Regions from separate parts of the Homo sapiens genome. Here regions 1 and 3 are each linked to region 2. Evidence: chromatin loops called from intact Hi-C (ENCODE). Cell type or tissue: dorsolateral prefrontal cortex. All regions are shown on one strand. Links, peaks and the distances in the headings refer to the core of each region. The heading gives the core; the rest is flanking DNA. Region 1 has its middle 100 kb from the start of ATP6AP2. Region 2 overlaps LINC03099 (long intergenic non-protein coding RNA 3099). Region 3 overlaps LINC03053 (long intergenic non-protein coding RNA 3053).

What was found. Peaks named below come from ENCODE experiments on the same cell type or tissue, not always from the same donor. Only the 100,000 strongest peaks of a DNase experiment are listed, where the experiment ranks them.
Region 1: a loop joins it to region 2, with 4 times the contacts of the local background. A loop is called at or near these places in 10 of 110 quality-filtered maps.
Region 3: it touches region 2 in a loop (6-fold over the local background); 18 of 110 quality-filtered maps call a loop at or near these places.

Annotation. Positions count from the first base shown.
Region 1 is chrX:40,473,493-40,480,921 of GRCh38, reverse strand. No RefSeq gene overlaps it. Among named protein-coding and RNA genes, the nearest start is that of ATP6AP2, 100 kb to the left of the region's middle. In dorsolateral prefrontal cortex, for the core only: no CTCF peak of the experiment used is centred there; no DNase peak of the experiment used is centred there; H3K27me3 peaks cover 5,000 bases.
Region 2 is chrX:40,264,498-40,271,926 of GRCh38, reverse strand. All of the region lies in intron 1 of LINC03099 (long intergenic non-protein coding RNA 3099), which reads right to left. Among named protein-coding and RNA genes, the nearest start is that of LINC03099, 5.3 kb to the right of the region's middle. RefSeq lists enhancers at 3,917-3,966, 3,997-4,096. In dorsolateral prefrontal cortex, for the core only: a CTCF peak has its summit at 4,734; a DNase peak (open chromatin) is centred at 4,716; H3K4me3 peaks cover 1,247 bases; H3K27ac peaks cover 1,340 bases; H3K27me3 peaks cover 5,000 bases.
Region 3 is chrX:40,011,216-40,018,644 of GRCh38, reverse strand. It overlaps LINC03053 (long intergenic non-protein coding RNA 3053), which reads right to left. Exons shown (of 2, transcript XR_007068218.1): 2 at 6,451-7,429. Among named protein-coding and RNA genes, the nearest start is that of LINC03053, 5.7 kb to the right of the region's middle. RefSeq lists enhancers at 3,644-4,143, 5,881-6,604 and silencers at 4,800-4,889, 6,100-6,149. In dorsolateral prefrontal cortex, for the core only: no CTCF peak of the experiment used is centred there; DNase peaks (open chromatin) are centred at 3,584, 4,144, 4,734 and 5,127; H3K4me3 peaks cover 3,439 bases; H3K27ac peaks cover 3,655 bases; H3K27me3 peaks cover 5,000 bases.

The DNA of each region.
Region 1 (7,429 bases), core at 1,166-6,165, 210 kb before region 2:
GGGGAGTTGATGCATAAACAGCCTAGTTCCGGGCTCTTCAGTCAACAACCCCAGGGTATGGGGCATGTTCCACACAGGGGGCCCTAGCAGGATTGAGCCCTGTTGCCTACCTGTTCCTTAGCACACCCTTGATTGGTTTCTCTCCCTTCCCTGTCTCACTTCCCCAGCCCCTCATCATGCCTCCCGGGATCACCTCCCCAACAAACTACCTGCTCTCAAATCTTTGTTTTAGGGTCTGCTTGTAGGGGGAACCCAGACTAAGGCATCCTCAAGGTAATTCCCTCCCCTGACAACTGCCAACAGAGCTTTCCTCTCTGCCTCCACCTACCTAGCCTGGCCCCAGTCTTGTACGCTGCAGTTTCTTTTCTCCTGGATCTTAACCCCCACCCAATATTATCTCTTGAGAGCAACTCTGCCCTGATCAGTTTCTATCTCCTACTCCACCCCCAACCACCCTCTGACCCACTTGGCCAACACACACACACACACACTCATTGCAATGTCAAAGTTTTTCCTGTAGCTTAGGGAAAGTTTACCCCCAGATATGGACTGAACCCAGCAGAAATAAAAAGGGAACAAAATGGCAGTGTTCATGTTATTTTATTTTTAATTCCACAGCATTTCTCCCAATTCCCAGCAGAAAGGAGATGTGGCGGATTAAAGATGGCCACCAATGCTTTCACACTCCTGGAAGTCTAGATCTCTTCCTTTAAATCTGGGTGGGTTCTGTGACTTCTTTGACAAACAGAATATGGCAGAAGTGATGCTGTGCCAATTTTGGTGCCCAGGCCTTAAGACCCTGGCAGCTTACGCTTCCTGTTTCTTGGAACACTCACTCTTAGAACTGCCACATAAGATGTCTGACTCACCTACTAGAGACATCACATGGAGAGGCCCTGAGATCATATGATATGGGAGAGTGGCCCAGCGAGCCCAGCCTTTTAACCTTTCTGGCCGAGGCACTAGACACAGCCCATCTTGGACCCTCTAGACCAACCAGGCTGCTAGCAAATACTGCTGAGTGTTCTCAGCAGATACCATATAAGGAACAAAAGAACCGCCCAGCCGAGCCCTGCCTGAATTCTGACACCCCGCAAAGTTGTGAGATGTAATAAAATGGTTTTCCTTTGAAGTTACTAAATTTAGGGATCATTTATCATGCAGCAATAGATAACTGGAACAGCAGGCATCAAAGAAATGTTCATTGAATAAAAGAGCAAAGGAAGGAGGGGAGAAAAGAAGGGAGAGGGAGGAAAGCACTGCAGAGAGGGAGGAAAGGAGGGCAGTCCCCACTTGCTCTCAGGCAGCTGCAATGGGGCTGATTAAATGGTAAGCACTTGCAATGCTCATCATTCCATTTTGAGGAGACAGGTTCCTTTTGCATAAGTTGCCACCTGTGTTATATGTCATTTAACTCTGTTACCTGATTACCCTGTTACCTTTGATTGGATCGGGTATCTGCACCCTGGGCATGAGGTGTCCTGGCTTGAGAACTCTGAGGAGCCCCAGCAAGGCTGGTGCATCTGCACGGTGTGGTGAGGAGCGCACTTGATGAGATCCACTCTGGGGGAAAGTGTCTAATTCTGGACACCTTGAGAGGGAGCAGTAGAAGCCAAAAGAAGCTGGTTCTCAAGAATGGAGGTGGCTCTGGAGTCTGGAGCAGCTGAGGACAAGACCAGATGACAAGTCTGGCTGTGGCTGCTGCCATTTCCAGAAGCAAGGCAGGAGCTCTTGCTCATGCTTGGCCCTCCAGGGGCTTCTATAGACCCCGGCACCTGTGCTAACCTCATTGTGTCTCTGTGCTTTATAACCTGAGAGAGCCTAATAGGATGAAAAATAAAGTGAGTGGTGTGTCTGAATGTATATGCTTCAAAAGTGCATTTGTGTATGTGTTTGTAGGTTGCATGTGTGCGCACATGAGTGAGCAGTTTGTTAGGATCTCTGGGCTTTAACCTAGGAAATAAAAATACTACTCACTCTCTGTTTCCTCTTAAAAAAGACATTTTCTTTGCAATTTTTTCCCCTGTGGTGGGGCATAGAGCCGCTGTTGGTGATTAAAGGGCAAGTGGTAAGACTGTGGCTTAAAATATTTTTAAACCTTGTAGTCCTTTGTTTCAAACAGAATGTTAGTGAGAAGACAGTAAGGTAAATCAGATAAAAGCCCCCACTGCTCTGATTTGGGTGGGGAAAGGGAGGCAGGAACACAGAGCTCAACCACTGGCACCCCTCCCCCAACCCTGAGGAGGCCCCAGGGATCCCCTAAGACTGTAGAGTTCAGAGGCAGAGGAGAGAGTTAGTAGCAGCCCCTCTCTGCTACTAACTCTATGACTCAACTTCTCTGAACCTTCTGAACCTTAGCTTTTTCAACTATTAAATCAGGATTATACCCATTAGGACACTCTCAGCAGAGTATCTAACAAAAAAAAATTTTTTTAAACAATGACAGTATATTAACGTCTTATATAACAAGAAGTCCAAAGCCAGGCATGGTGGCTTGTGCCTGTAATCCCAGCACTTTGTGGGGCTGAGGCAGGAGGATCGCTTGAGACCAGGAGTTTGAGATCAGCCTGGTCAACAGAGTGAGACCCCGTATCTAAAAAAAATTAAAAAATAAAAGTTAGCCGGGTGTGGTGGCACATGCCTATGGTCCCAGCTACTCAAGAGGCTGAGGTGAGAGGTTTGCTTGAGCCCAGGAGTTCAAGGCTGCAGTGAGCTATGATTGGGCCACTGCACTCCAGCCTGGGTGACAGAGTAAGACCCTGTCTCTTAAAAAAAAAAAAAAGAAAAAGAAAAAAAATCTAGAGGCAGGTGGTCTTACATTGAGTGGCAAAAGAGGTCATGAAAGACCCAAGCTCTTTCTACATTTTTGTTTTGTCATCCCCTCACAATCAAAAAATGGCTGCTGCTGCTCCTACATCTAATATCCTTACGATGGCATTCAAAGGCTGGAAGAAGGTGGATGGGTGACAGTGGCAGCAGTCTCCTTAGCATTGCTCTTTTTCAGGGAGAAAAATATTTCTGAGAAATTACCCACCAGGATCATCCTAGGTTTTATTGATCAGTTCAGGGACGTCCCTATACTAAATCATCAAAAAATTGGTTTTTGCATGATGATTGGCCTAGGGTAATTGAGTCATCTCCTGGGATTGAGCCCACCTTCCATGAACGCCTGTGGTCCCAACTACTCAGTAGGCTGAGGCAGGAGAATCGCTTGAACCCAGGAGATGGAGGCTGCAGTGAGCCGACATCATGCCACTGCACTCCAGCCTGGGCAACAGAGCGAGACTCTGTCTCAAACAACAACAACAACAAGAACAACAACAAACTGGGCACTTATCAGCAAGCAACAGGGGGTAGCTATCGGTAAGCCCAAAGAGATGTAGCTATCCACCCTGCATCTCTCACACTTGGAATCAGCTGTAATGGTCTAACTGGGTAATGACAGTGAAAATGCTTTGTCAACTAAAAGGGCCCACAGACACTCAAAACTAATGCTGTGCTCTAAGGTCTTGAGCACTGGGTTTATCTCACACAGGTGAGCATGTTACTGCTGCCTGAGAACCATCCATTTCACCATTGACCTTGACTCCACCCTTCAGGGCCAGGCTGTATGGAGAGAAGATTTAACTCAAGTTTAGAATATAATCCACAGCCCTGGTTTTCTGTAGGCAATCAGCATTTTGAGCCATCAGATGTATGTATCTAATCTTACCTCCTTGTCGACGTGTTTTGCATTGATTATCTGATTTCGTGCAGGATGTGTGTGGTTGGTGGCTGCCCCTAATCTGGCTTCACGTGGTGTCGTCCAGCCTGAGCTGTAAACACAGATACACTAGGGACCATGCCAGTGCAGTTCGCTCAAGTGCCATGCCCGTCCCACTGCCCATGCCCACTAGCCCTTAATAAATGCTTCCTTGCTGTGACATGGACAAGAAAATCTGTGGACACTTCTGGCAGCTGTTTTTTTTTTTTTAAATCTTCCTCCTCCCACCAAGATGTCAGTCTCCAATTTGCGAACCCAACTTGTTTTGGAAGCGTTTAAGAAAACAATACTTACAGTCCTTACAGCTTCTTACGACAGAGGACCAAGTATTAGATTCCTGCTATACCCATGAGAAAACACCGAGGCATACAGTGGTTATTGGTGTGGGGAGGTAGAGATTCACAGCTGATTAAGGTTTTATAGAGGATCTGGGGTGGGGTTTTAGGCTGCTGCAAATTGACCTAAGCCAATTTGGTCATGCAAAACTATTAGGCTCTTTTTGGGAAACTTCTGTAGCCTCCAGTAATTAGAGATGGGTGAGGGGGGTAAGTACCCTTCCTACACTGGGCCACCAGGTCACTTTCAAGGAAGTCTTGCTCATCAGTCTTCTGAGCAAGCTGTGCAAAGCAGTCATACAACTTGTTCTGTTAAGTTCAGTGAAGTTCAGCTCTCTGTCCTTTGAAATGCTCCAACAGCGCCTTGCAGGAAAGTTTGCCCGAGGCGAGCAGTGGGATTCTCTAACCTTCTAGTCTGACTGAGGGGTGCAAAGTCCACCAAATCAGCATTTGGATGTACGCAGGACCATGCAGGAATCAAGCCCAGGGTGCCATTCATACAAGTACAAACCATGGAGCATGCCAGATTTTCCTACTCTGTGCCTGCAAGAGCTGGAATGGGGGTGGGGGTGGGGCACATGGGAAAGTACCCAGTTTGGCCAGGAAGCAGAGGGAGAGGAGGAAATGGTGGGCACTTGCCTTTACTATGGTTTCCGTGGGGAGGAATAGGTGAGACAGGATGAGCAGGCTTAGAATTGGCTAATTTGAATAATTTCAGTGGAGAAGGGGTGGGAAGAGGGCTGGGAGGAGATGCAACAGGAAAGGAGGCCAGGCTGGCCTCTACAGGGAGGCAGGACTCCTGCTCCCTGCTCAGAGAGGCCAGGGCCACTCTAGGAGAGGAACACCTCTGTTGTGATTTGGAGACCCTCATTCATGGTCCTCCAGGAGGCAGGTGCGGGGCAGGGTGGGGGTGGGGTCTGCTGTGCTCCCCCTTCAGGAAGGAAGAACTTACTTTCTTCTGCTGAGAGCACTGCCTGCAGCCAGCCCCTCCCCAAGGCGGAAGAAACTGCCCTGCCAAGGGTTATGCCAGCCTTCTAGGGAAGCCCATGTCCAGGAGCTGATCAATGGGAGGCTATAGAGGCTGGCCTTCCACCCCAAATCTGAAGGCTCCACCCAGCTCCAGAGTGTTGTGCCGGACCCTTATTGACTCCTGTAATGATGGCACTGCATCCAAGAGGCCGAAGAAGAGACCCAGAGATAGAGAACAAGACATAGGGTTTACCGGGGGGACTTCCACACGGGGATAGTCCAGTGATGGCGGGCTGGACAGGACAATTGCTACAATTTGTAATAAGCATGCCGTTTATATGGCATTTTCACTTAGTACTTGCCACCTAGCACCCTCCATCTAGCAACCTCCATCCAACCCCAAACAAAGGGCCTTGATCCCCTGTATGGCCTGCATTCCAAGGGATGGGCTGGGGGTTCAGATGTCCTTCATAGATATGGAGTGAATCTCCAGGTTAGCCACTCCGGGATTACTTAGCTTGGGACTTGGAATACACACTCTTCTTAGACCACATGGTCATTCTCAGGGTCATTCTTCAGTTATTGCTGTCAGGCGCATCTGCCATATACAGAGCCCTCCGCCAAACACAGAGCCCTCCGTGAGGCCAGCTGAGGCGACTGTCGGGCTTGCATTATAGTCTAGTCCCCACTCCCTTCCCCAGGTGCTGATCCTAACAGCGCTCCCTAGCAAAGGTCCTGCCTGCTACTCTCAGTCTCAGCATCTCCTTCCCCAGGAAACTTGACCTGCAACAGCACAGGTGGGTCACTCTGTCCACTTGTGGTCGCCAGGCTGGACAGAGCAGGCTGGTACTAGAGCCGGGCACCCCCCGAGGGGAGATGAAGAGGCAAGAACCGGCTTTAATGACCAGCTCATTTGCAGACCTTTCCTTGACCTCCGCCCTGGCTGCCTTCTCCCTCTTCCTGCCCCTGTAGGCCCTCTGTGAGGGCACTCATTAGACCTGGGTTTCAGATTGTGTGCATTGTGGAATCTTACTGTCTGTCCCCTCTGAGCAGTCTCCTACATCCTGTGAGTGTGCCTGCTCAAAACCTGCCAAGGCAGGAGAACAGAAAAATGTGGACACAGAGGGGAGGGGAAGATAAGGAAAAGAGTGTTCCTGCCTCGAAAACATAAAGAGAGCCCCCCTCTGCCCGCCCCCCCCGCCCGCTTACATGCAAAAATGTGACAATTGACCCCCTCAGACGGCTCCCTCCTGCCCTGAAAGTGTTAATCCACCTCGCTGGGGGTAGGCCGGCCTCCCCACAGGCTATTTCCCTGGGCCTGCCTGGCTGGGGATCAGGCCCATTGTTAATAAGTAATGACAGCCAGCTCCTCCATGCATTCCCCTGGGGTTTTGTGTCAGAAACGTCTTCCCTCGCTGCCGCTCGAGCTGACAGGCTCCAGCTCCCGGCAGGCGGCTGTGAACACAAGCCAGCCTCCGCCAGGATGCCCCACGTCATCGGGCCCAGAGCCCCAGGGCAGCAGAGAGGGCAGTAATCCCATCCCTCCTCCCTTCTCAGGTGAGGATGATGTCAGCGGTCTGTAGGGACCGTGGGCCCTGTAGGGAACCTCATAGCCTCCTTCAGCAAGGGGTGGGGCTATGCTCTGATGAGTGGCAGATTCCTTAAAGCCTTAAGCCAGCAGGAGCCTGGCTGCATGGCCTCAGTCCCTGCCTCTGCTCTGTGGGAAATCAGCTCACTAGGGTTGGTATTGCTGATGACACCATTTTAAGGATGCCCCAGGAACTGGGTAGTGCAGGTGGCCTTGCTGACTAGCAGGAAGTTCCTTCTTCAGTCTGACCTAAGTCACACATCATGTTTCGCACTTACATTTGCCCAGAAAGGGTTCACAAACAAAAGCATTCTGGAACCTTCCGGAGAAAAAGACAATGTTTTTCCCTTGCCAATGCTCCATCCTGTTTTAACCTATATGCTTTACTGTTATTCAAGTATGGTGAGGCCAGCCATTATGGATGACCATTGCCATTAAAATGGAGACCATTGCCATTGAAAAGGCAGTTTGCTATACTCACAGATCCCAACAGGAGGGGGCATGCCACTCCATGGGTTGGGGAGGGGAGACCACGAGGAAGTGCTCAGTTTGATCAGGAAGCAGAGGTCGAGGAGGAAATGGTGGGCACGTACCTTTGTTGTGGTTTCTGCGGCAAGGAATGGGCCAGGCAGCATGAGCAAGTTTATGATTGGCTAGTTTGAATAATTTCAGTGGGCTCTGGGGTGTAGGGGCTGTCCCAGGCTGTCTAGTGGCTGGCCCTGGGGTAATTAGGGCTAGGAGTACGCTGTTAGGATAGCGGCCACTATTAGGATA
Region 2 (7,429 bases), core at 1,619-6,618:
TAGAGATGGGGTTTCATCATGTTGGCCAGGCTGGTCTCAAACTCCTGACCTTGTGATCCGCCTGCCTCGGCCTCCCAAAGTGCTGGGATTACAGGTGTGAGCCAGCGTGCCCGGCCAAGAAACATTTTAAATGGCAGTGGAACCTGGGTGAAGCTGCCTGTGAGCAGGGAAGAAAAAAGTACGGATGCTGGAGCCACCCCCTGCAGATGCCATTTCCTAGGGTGAAGCCCTAGCGTCAATATTATTTTTTAAAGCTCCCCAGCTGGTGTCAATATGCAGCCAAGTTGAGAACCCCAGGAGAGAGAATCGAGGCTGAAAGAGGATGGATGGATGGACGGGAAGAATCAAAAGAAAAAACAGCTTCTCTTTTTTTTTTTCTTTTTTTAGAGATGGGGGTCTTGCTGTGTTGGCCAGGCTGCTCTCAAACATCTGGCCTCAAGAGATCCTCCCTCCTCGGTCTCCCAAAGTGCTGGGATTACAGGCATGAGCCACCACGCTCGGCCCACATAATTCCTCCAATGAAAGACCCAGGTTTGAGTCCTGGCACTCCACTTGATGGCAGCTTGATCCTGGTAGAGTTACTTATCCCCCTCTGAACTGCATTTTCTTCATCTGTTAAATAGGGATAATACACTTAATAAACAGTGATTCTCAAACTTGAATGGGCGTCAGAATCACCTGGAGGGCTTCTTAAAACACAGATCCCCGGGCCTCAGCCCATCTCCAAAGAGTATGACTCAGCCAGTCTGGTGTGAGCCCCCAACATCTGTGTTTCTAACAAGCTTCCCAGTGATGCTGCTGGGCCAGGACCATGCTTCGAGAACCACTGATATCAGGGGCAGTTGAACTGGTTATTATTAGCTCACAAATTTAATCCACAGATGAGACCTGAAACCAATGGCAACACCCCGTTCTCTCTTAAAAGGGGTCAAGAGCCAAATAGGGCTTGAACTTGCATACAAATATTCACCAGGTTTTAGCATTTTGCTGTGATGTAGCCCACCTTCAAACCTGAGGCTGAAGCCACCAATGGACCATTATGGTGAAGACTGCTCTGGAAGCAGAATTGTGCCTGGTCCGCAAAGACCCACCCACCCTAGAAAAAAGCACCTCTGCCCCCTGTCATTCCAAAGAGGCCTGGCCTGGTCTTTCTGGAGCCTGCTGTGCCCTGGGACCTGGTCACTAAAAGCAGGTGTAACAGATTAAAGCTGCTGTGTCCCCTGAGGGGGTGAGCCCTGCCTTCTGAAGCACAATTTACACTGTGAAACCACGAGTTGAGGGGAGCGGGAGGGGGCACATTTCCTCTTTAAAAATGCTCAAAGTCTTTCAGCTGATGCTCAGAGCAGGGCTGGCCTAGGCAAGGGTTTGAAGTAGGAAAGGTCACTATTTGTCTTTTTTTTTTTTCTCCTTGAGACAGAGTTTCGCTCTGTCGCCCAAGCTGGAGTGCAATGGGGTGATCTCGGCTCACTGCAGCCTCCACCTCCTGAATTCAAGCAAGTCTCCTGCCTCAGCCTCCCAAGTAGCTGGGATCACAGGTGTGGGCGTGCACCACCACACCTGGCTAATTTTTGTATTTTTAGTACACCATGTTGGCCAGGCTGGTCTTGAACTCCTGACCTCAAGTGATCCACCCGCCTTGGCCTCCCAAAGTGCTGGGATTACAGGTTTGAGCCACTGCGCTCAGCCACTACTTGTCATTTATGCTCTATTCCCATCCCAGCCACCCACCCCTGCTTCTCCTGTCCCACAGCCTGGCCTCCTTGTGTCTCCAGCCTGGGATCGCTGCCTGTCTCTGCCCCAGACTATCCCTTACTCCTCCTATCAAAATGCTATCAGGTGGAGAGCAGTGGTTCATGCCTGTAATCCCAATACTTTGGGAGGCCGAGATGGGAGGATCACTTGAGCTCAGGAGTTTGAGACCACCTTGGGTCTCTACAAAAAAAAAAAATTATTTTAATTATCCAGGCATGGTGGAATGCACCTGTAGTCCCAGTTATTCTGCCCATATGGGTTGCATCTTCCATTTGAGAGCCTCTCACCCTAAGTCTCACAGTCACCAGTACCCTGGCTTCCAGGACAAACCTGGATGATTTCCCCCCAGGCTTAAAGGAAGACTAGAGACTTAAAGGAAGCTGGACTTTTATGAAAAACTCATTGTGGGTGGGGGGCCCAGAGACTTAAAGGAAGCTGGACTTTTATGAAAAACTCATTGTGGGTGGGGGGCCAAAAATTAACTAGGCATGAAGAACCTGGGAGATACCAGATTATTCTGGCTCACTAGGGCTTTACACTTATCTGGCCACAGCTGGGACATACTCCCTTCTCCCTGGACCGTGCAGTCTGGGCCCACCTCACCCCCAGTGTGGGCCACCTATTATGATGCCCCCCAAAATGGTGTCAATTCAAGAGTACCTGCTTCTCTAGGGTCTAGGCTTTGGGGGCCCAACTTATCACAACTTGAAGTTACTGTTTTAAAATTTATCTTATTTATTTGTTAATTGTGTCATCTGTTAACATGTTATAGCTCCATAGGACAATCACTGGCGGTCTTATTTACTGTTAAAGCACCAGCCCTAGCCCAGTAGTTGGAATATTTTGATTGCATGTATGGGTGGATAGCTGAGATGGATGCAAGGATGGAGGGATGGATGGATGGATGAACGGATGGGTGGATGGGTGGATGGGTGGATGGGTGGGTGGATGGATTGGCCCCCACATAGTACCAAGGTACTTCTCCTGTAAATACCACAAACCTAGACCAGCAGTTCTCAAACCTTTAGGTCTTGGGACTCCTTGACTTTTTTATTTATTATTGAGGACTCCAAAATGCTTTTGGTTATATTGGTCTTGTCAGTATTTCCCACATTAAAAATGAAAAAAGGAACATTTTTAATATTTATATATTAATTGATCTAAAAATAACAATTATGAATATATTACATGTGTGGTGGGCAGCCTCTAAGATGGTGCCCAGTAATTCCCACCTTCTGTCACCCACACCCTTGAGTAATTCCCTCCCCTTGAACGCTAGCTGGACTTACAGACTCACTCCTAATAGATCTATTGTCCTATAGGGATGTGGCTTCCAAAATTGGATTACAAAAAGACTGTGCCTTCTGTCTTGGGTGCCCTCTTTTCTCTCTCTAGGAGGAGCCAGCTGCCTTGTCACGAGGCAGCCCTGTGGAGAGGGCCTCGTGGCAAGAAACCCAGGCCTGCCAGCAGCCACATGAGTGAGTCTGGAGGTGGATCTTTCCCCGGCTGAGCTTTGAGATGCTCCTACCCCTGGAACACACCCTGATTAGTCTCCTAAGAGACCCTGAGCCAGAACCACCCAGCTAAGCTGCTCCCAGATTCCTGACCCACAGAAACTGTGTGAGATAATAAATGTCTGTTGTTTTCAGCCACTAAGTTTTGGGGGTAACTTGTTACACAGCAATGGATAAAATACATGGTAACATCGATAGCACAATTTTATTAAAAAATAACCGTATTTTCCAAAACAAACAAAAAAGTTTAGGGAGAAAAGTGGCATCGTTTTTACATTTTTGCAAACCTCTTTAATATCTGGCTTAATTGAAAACAGCTGCTTCCTCATAGGGGCTTGGGCATCCAATGCGTTGTGATACATTGTTTTGGTTGAAGAAAATCCAGCCTAATGGAGCTTTGCAGTTAGAAAAGGACAGTCTGAAAAGGGCTCAGGGAACCACAGGGATCCTCAGACCACACTTTGGGAACTGCTGACCTAGACAATCATAGACCCCAAAAGATTCTAATTCTAGGGCCCTCACTTCCCAATCTTGGTTTCCTGTTTGGGACCTTTGCCATTTCTCCAGGTGCCCAAGTGACTTAGTGGTGATGGAGGCCACCCAGGAGGTCTGGTCCCCTGCCAAAAAGGATAAGTCCTCTGAGGCCTAAAAGCAGAAGACACTGATGAACTAACCCTCAGTCTTGGCTGTGTCATGCCCAAGATGTCACACAGAGGGGAAAGGATGCCTCTGACATCCAAGGTGAAGGTTGAGGCATCTGGAGTCGGGGAGGGCAGGGGAGCTTGTTCTCTGCGCATTGACAGCTTCCGGGACACTGGGGTTTGCCAGATCCATGGGGATTTCCCCCTCTCCTTCCCTTTCCTGCGCGTGTCCCACTACCCCCAACCCCCGTGAAGTTTAGGGCCTGTTTTCAGCCGGAGCCGGTCTAATTTTCGCTGCCTAGTTGGTCAGAGAAACGCACGCAGCTGTAGCAAAGCATAAAAATAGCTTCCTCCGTGACCAATTTCTTCCCACTTCCCTTTCTCTCTCTCCATGCTCGCCTCCCCGTCCCCACCTTCTGTGGAAGCAGGAAGGTCCCTGGAGGGTGCCAGCACTATTGAGACATGCCATGCGCCCCAGCTTCCCTCCCAAACAACACATGTTCCTGATTCTATTTTGCCCTGGTCCCCCGCAGGCTCGCACAGGCTTCCCTGGGGACCGGGCGTTGTCAGATGGGTCCCCGCGGGCCCAGTGTCCGTCCACCTCGTTGGGCAGACTTCCTCTCCCGCGCACAGCCCCCCAGACATCTGCACGCCGAGTGCTCGCCAGCGGCACTGGGATCTGGGGTCCCAGCCTAGCCCGGAGCCAGCCAAAGGCCTGCCCGCGAGGGATCCGGATCTTCTGGCACCTTAGAGGTTAAATGGGAAGCCTCCAGCTGGAAGGAAAAAACGCCCCGGTGCTATGCGCGGAGGCTCCAGGCGGTGTCCCCAGCGTCCCGGGCTTCCTCTGCGCCGGGCGGCTGCGCGTCCCGGATGCGTCCGCGGCAGAAGATGGAATCCGAAAGTGGGCATTCGTCTTTCTAGTTTGGAAGCAGGGGAAGACAATCAAACCTGCAGCAGCTCAGCTCCCCAACGCGAAGGTCTAGCCAGCCTTGGGCAGGGGAGCGTTTCTAGAAATGTCTACACCCGGAGCCACCGGCGGGAACCAGGAGGGCGGGGTATGGCCCGCACCTGCCCTGCCTCTCTTCCCTGAGCCTTTGGGACCATGCGGGAGAGAGGACAGGCCACCTATCGTATTTCAGGAGTGGCTTGTAGGGTCCAAGGGCCGTTTGCCTCCCTCTACTGCAGTTTGGAAACAGAATAAACCGCCCCAGCAAAACCCGGCGAACTTGTCCAAACCACACAAAAGTTCAAACCACACAAACTCCAACTGGGCACCGACGCAGGACTGGCTTTATCTGTCCGCAGAGGGCTTTGCTCTGCCTCGCAATTGATTAGGGCTCCTGAAAACCACTGAAACAGTTTATCTCACCCACCCAGCCTCAAGCCCCCTGATGGGCTGGAGTGGAGCCTGGATTGTTCTGGCAGCCAACCCCAGACCAGCTTCCACCCAGCTTGGCGGCCCCCTGGGCCACCTGCCTGGTTCCTCACTCCACAGAGGGTCCCCATTTTGTGGCAGAAAATCGAATGACAGCAAGAGGGTGAGATGGGAAGATGAGGGAGTTGGATCTATGAGGGGAGAGAAGCATTCTGTCCACTGAACAGGGTGGGGGGGGCTTTCCAAGATCCCCCCTTTACTTTCACACCCTTTCTCCAGTTCTGTTCCTCTCCTTTCACGGCACCCAGCGCCCTTCTGCACGGGTGGCCCAGTCCTCCAAGCCCAGCCTTGTCTTTTGAACTTCTCCCCAAGCAACCTGTCCCTGTACAATTTACATCCTCTCAGTTGTTTTCTCTCGAAACTCTTAACTCAGGCGGCCAATGCCATGGCCATGAGAACATTCTTCACCACAGAAAGCAAGATCCTTTGTCAGCCTGTTCTTCATGGGAGGGGAAGGGAAGGTTTTGTAAATATCAAGTGGAGATTAACTGGGGGAGGAGTCAGGAATTAAACAACGTGCTTTTTTTTTTTTTTTTTTGAGACAGAGTCTTGCTTTGTCACCCAGGCTGGAGTGCAGTGGCACCATCTCTGCTCACTGCAACTTCCGCTTCCCGAGTTTAAGCGATTCTCCTGCCTCAGCCTCCCAAGTAGCTGAGATTAGAGGTGCACGCCACCACGCCCAGCTAAATTTTTTTGGGGGGGGCGGGGACGGAGTCTCGCTCTGTTGCCCAGGCTGGAGTACAGTGGCGCAATCCCTGCAACCTCCGCCTGCCGGGTTCAAGCAATTCTCTTGCCTCAGCCTTCTGAGTAGCTGGGACTACAGGCGCATGACACCACCCCTGCTAATTTTTGTATTTTTAGTATAGACAGGGTTTCACCATGTTGGCCAGGCTGGTCTCGAACTCTTGGCCTCAAGTAATCTGCCTGCCTCTGCCTCCTAAAGTGCTGGGATTATAGGTGTGAGCCATCGCACCCAGCTAATTTTTGTATTTTTAGTAGAGACGGGGTTTCACCATGTTGGCCAGGCTGGTCTGGAACTCCTGACCTCAAGTGATCCACCCACCTCGGCCTCCCAAAGTACTGGGATTACAGGCATGAGCTACCACGCCCAGCCTAAACAGTGCACTTCAACACGAACTAGTAACGATCATGGTGGAGCACAGTCACAGACGGGGGAGGATCTCTGGCAGCTGACCTTCTGGGCTCACACCAGGAAGCCTGTCACCTTTCCCAGCTGCCTGTGCCATGCCTGTGGTGCCAGTCATTGCTCTAATGGTAGGCAGGGAGGCAGAACTCCCCCTGAATAAGTACAAGGACCTGATGAGCCTTTGAAAGCAGGCGACCCACTCAATCTGAATTCTTTCAGGTTGTTTCCTGCCCCAACAACTGTATGTAAAACAACTGGCTGAGAGCTTGTACAAATTAGGGTGGCTTGTCACAGGGTTTCTATCACATTTAGTCACCTCTGAAAAAAGAGACCCGTTTTTGTAAAACACCTAGCAGACCGGGCGCCGTGGCTCACGCCTGTAATCCCAGCACTTTGGGAGGCCGAGGCGGGCAGATCACGAGGTCAGGAGATTGAGACCATCCTGGCTAGTACAGTGAAACCCAGTCTCTACTAAAAATACAAAAAATTAGCCGGGCGTGGTGGTGGGCGCTTGTAGTCCCAGCTACTCGGGAGGCTGAGGCAGGAGAATGGCCTAAACCCAGGAGGTGGAGCTTGCAGTGAGCCGAGATAGTGCCACTGCACTCCAGCCTGGGCGACAGAGCGAGACTCCGCCTCAAAAAGAAAAAAGAAAAAGAAAAACACCTAGCATACATAAAGGGCTTTACCATCTCATTTCATTCCATCAATGAGCAAATGGGGGTTACCCTGACAGCAGTTGGAGTTCAATTGCAGGGAAGAGAGAACCTCTCCAGCTATTTTAAGCAAGAAGAGATTTAACACAGGAAATTAGGTGCTGACAAAATTATTGGAAGGGTGCAGGAGGAGCAGTCTCTGGACTCCCAAAACAACACCACTGAACTGGTCTGCCAAGACTACTGCCATCTCTGCCACCATCAGGAAGGTGAGGCGTGAGGGAGCC
Region 3 (7,429 bases), core at 1,552-6,551, 250 kb after region 2:
AGGATCACCTAAGCCTGGGTGGTGGAGGCTGCAGTGAGCTGTGATTGTACCACTGCACTCTGGTCTGGGCAGCAGAGTGCAACTCCTATCTCAAATAAATAAATACATAAATAATAATAAAATAAACTAAATTTTAAGGCTTGTAAAAGTCTAGATTTTAAAATTTGGAACTTTGATAAATTAATAACAACTTAAAACTCAAATGTAAATGGTCTTTTTCTATACACACCCACATGAATTTAGTGGGATAGCAACCCATTGATGACTGGGAGAAAAGAGATGTGGAAGAAAGTCAAAGTGGGCTGGGACATGAAGCAACAAATGAAGTCACATATTCTTTTTTGTTTGTTTGTTTTGAGGCAGGCTCTTTCTCTGTCGTCCAGGTGCTGGAATGCAGTGGTGCCATCATGGCTCACTGCCTTAACCTCTTGGGCTCAAAGGATCCTCCCACCTCAGCTCCTGAGAAGCTGGGAGTATATGCAGGCACCACCATGCCCGGCTAATTTTTTGTTTGTTTTTTTTTGTAGAGATGGGTTTTCGAGATGTGGCCCGGGCTGGTCTCTAACTCCTGGTCTCAAGGGATCCGCCTGCCTCAACCTCCCAAAATGCTGAGATTACAGGTGTGAGCACCATGCCCGGCTGATGTCACATATTCTATTTTCTTTTAAAATGAGATATATAGTAGTTTTAAAAACAATAGCCCCCCCCCCCAAATCTCTGATACACTTTATATTGAGAAGCGGGAGGGAGGGTTCTATGTCCTCTCCTCCTTGAGTTTGGGCTCTGTGACTACTTGTGCAATAGAATATGGCAGATGTAGGCTGGGTACAGTGGCTCATGCCTGATCCCAGCACTTTGGGAGACCAAAGCAGGAGGATCACTTGAGGCCAGGAGTTCAAGACCAGCCTGGGCAACATACTGAGACTCTATCGCTACAAAAAAAATTTTAAAAAATAGCTGGGCGCAGTCACACACGCCTATAGTCCTAGCTACGCAGGAGCCTGAGGTGGGAGGATTGCTTGAGCCTGGGAGGTTGAGGCTGTAAGTGAGCCACCATTTTGCCACTGCACTCCAGCCTGAGTGACAGAGTGAGATTGGCAAAAAAAAACAAAACACAAAAAAACAAAAAACCAAACAAAAAAACCAAGCAAGGCGGCTTACGCCTGTAATCTGAGCACTTTGGGAGCTGAGGCAGGCGGATCACCTGAGGTCGGGAGTTTGAGACCAGCCTGGCCAATGTGGTGAAACCCCATCTCTACTAAAAATATAAAAATTAGCCAGGCATGGTGACGTGCACCTATAATCCCAGTTATGCAGGAGGCTGAGACAGGAGAATCATTTGAACCTGGGAAGTAGAGGTTGCAGTGAGCCCGGATTGCGCCACTGCACTCCAGCCTGGGCAACAAAGCGAGACTCTGCCTCAAAAAAAAAAAAAAAAAAAGAAAGGAAGAAAAGAAGAACTTGGCAGATATGGTACTGCCATAGGGTGCATAGGGTGCATAGGGTGTTGTCTTAGTGCATGTGATCAGGCATGTTAGGACTAATTCCGGATTTATAGTCCAAAACCCTGTCCAAAGCAACAGAGGCCAAAAAAACTTTGGGGAATACCTAAGCTGGGTGGGGGAAATCCCCCCAAAAATCTGCTTCCAGGCTCAGGCCTTAAGTAACTGACAGCTTTCATTTCCTCTCTCTTGGGATGCTTGGTACACAGCCACCATGCTGTAAGGAAGCCCAAGCCACCCTGTGGAGAGGCCCACGTGGAGAACCACAGCCAGCAACAACAATGTGTGTGAGCTATCTTGAAAGTGGAGTTCCAGTTGAGCTGCCCCAGCTGACAGCATGGAGCACAGGTGAGTTGTCCTGCCAAGCCCTGCCCAGATTGCAGATTTTTGAGCAAAATAAATTATTGTTGTTTTAGACCACTAAGCTTTGGGGTGGCTTTACATAGTCATAGATTAGACATAGTGAAGTGCACAGATCTTAAATGCTCAGCCTGATGAATTTTTACATATGTATAAAACCATGTAACCATTAACCAGGTTAGATATCGAATACGTGCATCTTTCCAGAAGGTTCCCTAGTCAAACAGCTTCTTTGAAATGCTATCCAGGCACCTGAACTATTCGTTCACAGTTCTGGACAGCTCAACATTTATTTTTTCTCAGCGATGTTTCCAAACTTAACTGAATTAGAAACACTCTCTTCAGCATCATCGATGAAATAAAAATAGGCTCTGGTGTGTAGGCCAGAAAAGAATGAAGGCTCAAATGGAAGACAACCAGACTTCAGTCTGTAACCTCTGGGAAGTAGGTCGGCAGGAAAATGAGCTGATCTGCTCTTAAATCTCCCATCAGCAAAGTCACCTCGTAAAATTCAAGTGCATAGGGTGCTGTCTTAATACCTGTGATCAGGCCTGTGAGGGCTAATTCGCTATTTACGTCCTCAACCCTGTCCAAAGCAACAGAGGTCAAAAAGGCTTTGGGGAATCTTTAAGCTCGGGGGAGGAGACCCCCCAAAATCTGCTTGGCCAACTGCTTTACTTCAAACTGTGGGTTGATTTCCATTAATCACACTTGGCCCTAATTACCCTGGAGCAGCCTTTCTTCCTCTGGTCTGGAGCAGGAATTTTAAGGGGTTCCTGACAAAGCAGGTCCCTGAAACCAAACAATAGTGGAGGCTCCAGGAAAACACTACGTGAGGAGGTACGTGTCCATCCCCAGTCCTCTCCTGCCTGGAGACTCAAGTTCCAGGCTTGCTTGTGATCTCCCCAGGTAGGAACCTGAGTTCCTCCACTAAATAGATTTTCCTTTTGTTGTCACATTAATTTGCAACTCATTAATAGTGACAGAAGTGAGGTACTGCACCGATGCCATTTGCATATTCATGAGTGACTTATTATTAAACAAATAAGATTTTCCTATCTTCGAGAGCACCCAAAGTAAGGCTGAACAGTACATTACACCGGCCCCGATGCTTTATTCTCTCTTTAATATGTTAATACATGCAGTTGATTTCTTTAAGTAAATACGCATCTATAAAACAACACGTACTTTATGAAAAAGAAATCATTTAAATAATAATCCATTAGCAAAGTTGGCAACAATTTAAGAGGAACAACCCATTAATACCAACGCGTGGGAATCAATTTGCGAATTTTAATTCGGTTGGGTGGTGGGTTACCGACGACCAAGGAGGAGGACCTGCGAGTGTGTGCGCGCTTAGGAAAATATTTTAATGAGTCTCCGGACATCAGGACTCGAATCCTTTGCTTCAGGTGCTGGCTCCCAGTAGGTCGAAAACTGCGAGTCCTCACGTGGATCAGCGTTTTGCCGATATCCTCTGGAGATTGCAGCTGTGGGCCAAAAGCAGGCCCGACCGCCACGTCGACCCCGCGGCTTTTACGGTGCCCATAGGTTCCCCCATCGGCAACGGGTTAAGTGGGGTGGGGGCGGGGCAGGGCCTGGTCTCCTGGCGAGGCTGCCCCACCGAGCTGGGACTGGTGCCCTGCCCTCCCGCCCCCCTCTCCCGGCACGGGTTTAGTCACAGCCGGTTCCTTCCAGCCGGGGTCAGGGTGGGCTCCCCCCGCGGCGACGAGGAGCGCGGGGCCAACCGCGCACCCTTATCTCGGCCGAGTCAGACACTCGCCGCGCGGAATCTGTTGACATTTACTATTGTTCGCAGGAGTCCGGAGCGCGGGGCGGGGGCGGGGGCGGGGGCGGAGGCGGGCCGAGGAGAGGCTAGGCGAGAGAGGGCGGTGAGTGTGGGGCCTGCGGGCGGCGTGTGTGTGTGTGTGTGTGTGTGTGTGCGCGCGCGCGCTCGTGGAGCGGGGGAGGGGCCGTCTTCACGGAAAATAAAAGTGGCCGGCGGGCCCGGAAGCTTCCACGCCAGCTCACCGGCCCACGCCGGGAATTGAGGTGGTGGTGGGGGGTGCTCAGGAAGGAAGATGGGGCAGCCGGCGGTGGGTTCCGCGGGGGTCGGGGTGGGGGCGGCTCCAGCCGCACGGCCCCCAGTGACCCGCAGGACACAAGTGCATTTGTGCCGAGTCGTGGCGGAGATTAAAGTGCCATACGGCCCGAGCAAGGGGGGCGAGGCGGGTGGAAAACAACTCCCCGCGCGCACAAAGCGCGCATTGTTCCAGCCACCTCCATTATGCCGCGCTGCAGCCAAGAGCCCGTTTCGCAACTGCCCTCCCGGCACTCGAGCGCGCGCGCGCGCGCGCACACACACACACACACACACACACACACACACACACACACGAATTCGCCCCGGCCGAGGCCGGGGGTGGGTGCGCTCAGCCGGGACAAGGAGGGGCCGTCTGGGCGCAGTAGGCGAGGGGCGGCGGGGTGGGGGTTCGCAGGCGTCTTTTTCAGCTCGGCTGCCTGTCTTTCAGGGCTGGGCTTTTTAATGTCTTCTCTTCCTAATCGCCTCCCCGGCACTTTTCCGTTTCTCTGGCTCTTGGGGCCTGCCCCGAGCGCACCCTGGAGACTGGAGCTCCCCAGGAGAGGCGGCGACGGCGGGGGTGGGGGTGGAGAGGGCGCGCTCTCAGTCGCTGTCACCCGAGGATCGCAGCCCCAGGCGCGCAGCGCTTGCCTGCTCTGCTGAGGACACGTGCGCGGGAGGAACGGGGAAAGCATCCCGCCTTTCAAGGAGAGGCTCCCGGAGCGCCCCCTCCCCGGGCTCTCTGGCACTCCAGGATTTCCCCCGGTCCGGAGCGGGAGCTGTGGAATCTCGCGCCGCGTCGCCTGGCCTGCCTGCCCTTCCGTGCCAAGTGGGCCAGCTCGGCCACCCCCACCCTAACCACTCCGGTGCCCGGGCCCTGTCCTCCGCCCCCTCCGGCTTTCATGGCACTGGATAGGCGTCCCGAGAGGAATGTAAGGCTTGCCAGCCTCTTAGGACCCTGTTCTCCCCTGGCAGCGGAGCGGGAGCGGGGGAGGGGGGGCACAGAACCAAACCCCACCTCCCTCCACCCGTCGCGCCCTCCTGGTGGGCAGGTGGGGAGCGAAGCAGCCGGAGCGCGGCGAGGTAGCGCGGTCTGGTTTCCTTTACGTTTACAAGCTATAAATAAACTTCCCCTTGGGCGGATGCGCGCTGTGTCCAAGGGCGGCTTTCCGCCGATTCCGGCGGGTGGTTTACGATCTGGGCCGGGAGCTGGTCCTAGCGCGGCCTGAGCCTAGGGTGGGGCGCTGGCTCCCGGAGAGCTCAGAGGTCGGCCAGGAGTGGCTGGGTGAACCTCCTCTTCCTCGTGGGGCTAGGGCGCCTCTGCACTGAGGCCCGAGGGTGGGGCTGGATGATTTATGAGCCGTCACCCCACCCCGCCTCTCCCGTTTCACTCGTTTTCCTCGTCTTCTCCAGCTCAAACCCGGTTCCCAAAGTCTATCCCCAACCCTGCCCAGCGACCATTTGGCAATTTCGGGCTGTTGGAGCGCGGCTCCGGCTCCCGCCCCGGCGGGGCGCGTGTGCACAGAGCGTGGGTGAGGCCCCGAGTGCTTTCACCAACCGCACTCCTGCCCGGGGCGAGGAGCCGACTAGCCGAGCCCGACCAGGCTGGGCGGCCGAGAGCGGCCTTGGCCGGAGAAGCTGGGAGGAAGGGCTGGCTGCGCGACTCCGGAAACCCCCTTAAGGTCACCGGGCGCGGGGAAACCGCCAGCCCACACCAGAGCAGAGGCCACTGCACCAGTCGGGACCAAGCCGCAGGTCTCCACATGGCCTCTGCTCTGGGGTATGCAGTTCTGCAAAGGAAACCCAGAGGTTGCGATAGAAGACGTAGCGCGGAGGCCACCACTGGTCCCAACACTGTGTCTTCCACCAAAGGGGTGCCGTTTCGCTCGGCCTTGGTACTCACTCTGTGAGCGATGGAGGCAGGGCATCCTCGAGTCTCCCGCACACGTGTGCGTGTTGTGTGTGTGTGTTGGGGGGGTGGCTAGTGTACGTGTATAGGCTTATGGGGACAATAAAAGGAGTGGGGTGCTTTTGGCAGCCGCTACGTTTCTTTCCGCTGAGACTTGAGAGGCCAGGGAGCAGAGGCGGCCAGCCGAGTGGGCGAGAGCCCGGCCTGACGTGGGGAGGAGACGTCTTCTCGTCGGGAGGCTAGGTAGCGTGCGCCCTCTTCCCTCCCGTCCTCTCCCCGCGCCGCGCCGCGCCGGCCGCAGCCGGCAGGCTCGCTCCTCTGCCCGGTGTCTGTTTAACCCTCAACCCCTCCGCGGCAGCTGCGGGCAGAGGGATTCCTGGCCGCGCTAATCCTGGGGCTGGACCCCAACCCTGGTCGCCTGGAGCGCCCTTAGCCCTCCCGAACCTCGGGCCCGAAGGTCCCAGGGTGCCGGCACTCCCGCCACCCAAACGGGCCTGGGGGCCGTCAGGGGTCGACAGAAGGGGACCCTTGGCAAGGTCCCCATTGTTCCCCCGGGGCTGGGAAGCTGACTCACGCTCTGAGCACAGAGCGATGCGGAGTGTTTTCTCGGTAGCCTTTACCCGAGTGCTTTATTTAGACAGGCTTTATTTACAGTACACATGTTTTCGGCTCGTTATTCTGGAGGCGGGAATGGAAACTGGGCAGAGCAGGAGTTCTCCCCGTCAGCCTCACGTTTGGAAGGAGTTGAGAGTCAGCCGAGTCGAAGGATCCCGCTCCTGCTTGCTGTGTTCTCTAGGGAGATAATGTCGAAGAAAACAGTGAAGGGGTGGGAGTGGAGGGCGCTGGGGAACACAGAGCGTCAGCCTCTCCCATAGTGCCCACGCTTCAAAATGCATAACACCCAGAGGAAGGTGAGACATCCTCATGCCCATTTTAGAGGGTTCAGAGAGGGCAAGGGCCGCAGAAGGTCACACAGACAACAATCGGTTGTGCGAAAAGGGTCTTTAACTCCATTTCTTGGGCTTCCTCACGGGTTTAGACCTCCAGGATTACCCAGGTCTTGGTCTCTCGGGATTCCGGGAAGGGTCTTTCCTGGCGCCTCGAGTGGAGGTCAAGGCCAGCCAGGCGACTGGAAGGCCTCTGGTTGCCAGTCTGCAGTCAAGCATCCTTTTTGGCAGCGGCTCAGTAAGTGGGGTGGTCTGGTTAGGGACTGCAGGAAATTGTCTGAGCTAGATTAAATATTTTACAAAACCTTCGGGGGGCCTACGGTTGACTTGAAGCTGGCAATGTTAAACCAAACAAAAGTTAACGAGTTCTCTCCTGACTTTTTAGGTACAGTTCAGAGAAAACGGTGGGTAGCGCTCTTTAGAGGAAGCAAGTTTAATAGCGTTTCCTCTCATTTTTCTCCGTATCATTCTCTCTGCTGCTTGTAGAGCCTCATAGCCTCTCTGGGGCTGGGGTGGCAGAAAGGCCTCTTCGGGGTCCCTCTTTGAAAGGGCTGCAGCCGACTTGAGCTCCTGCGGCCACTGAATTCCATGCTTCTGACTCCTGCTTGGAGTAAAGTGCAGCCTCACCGGA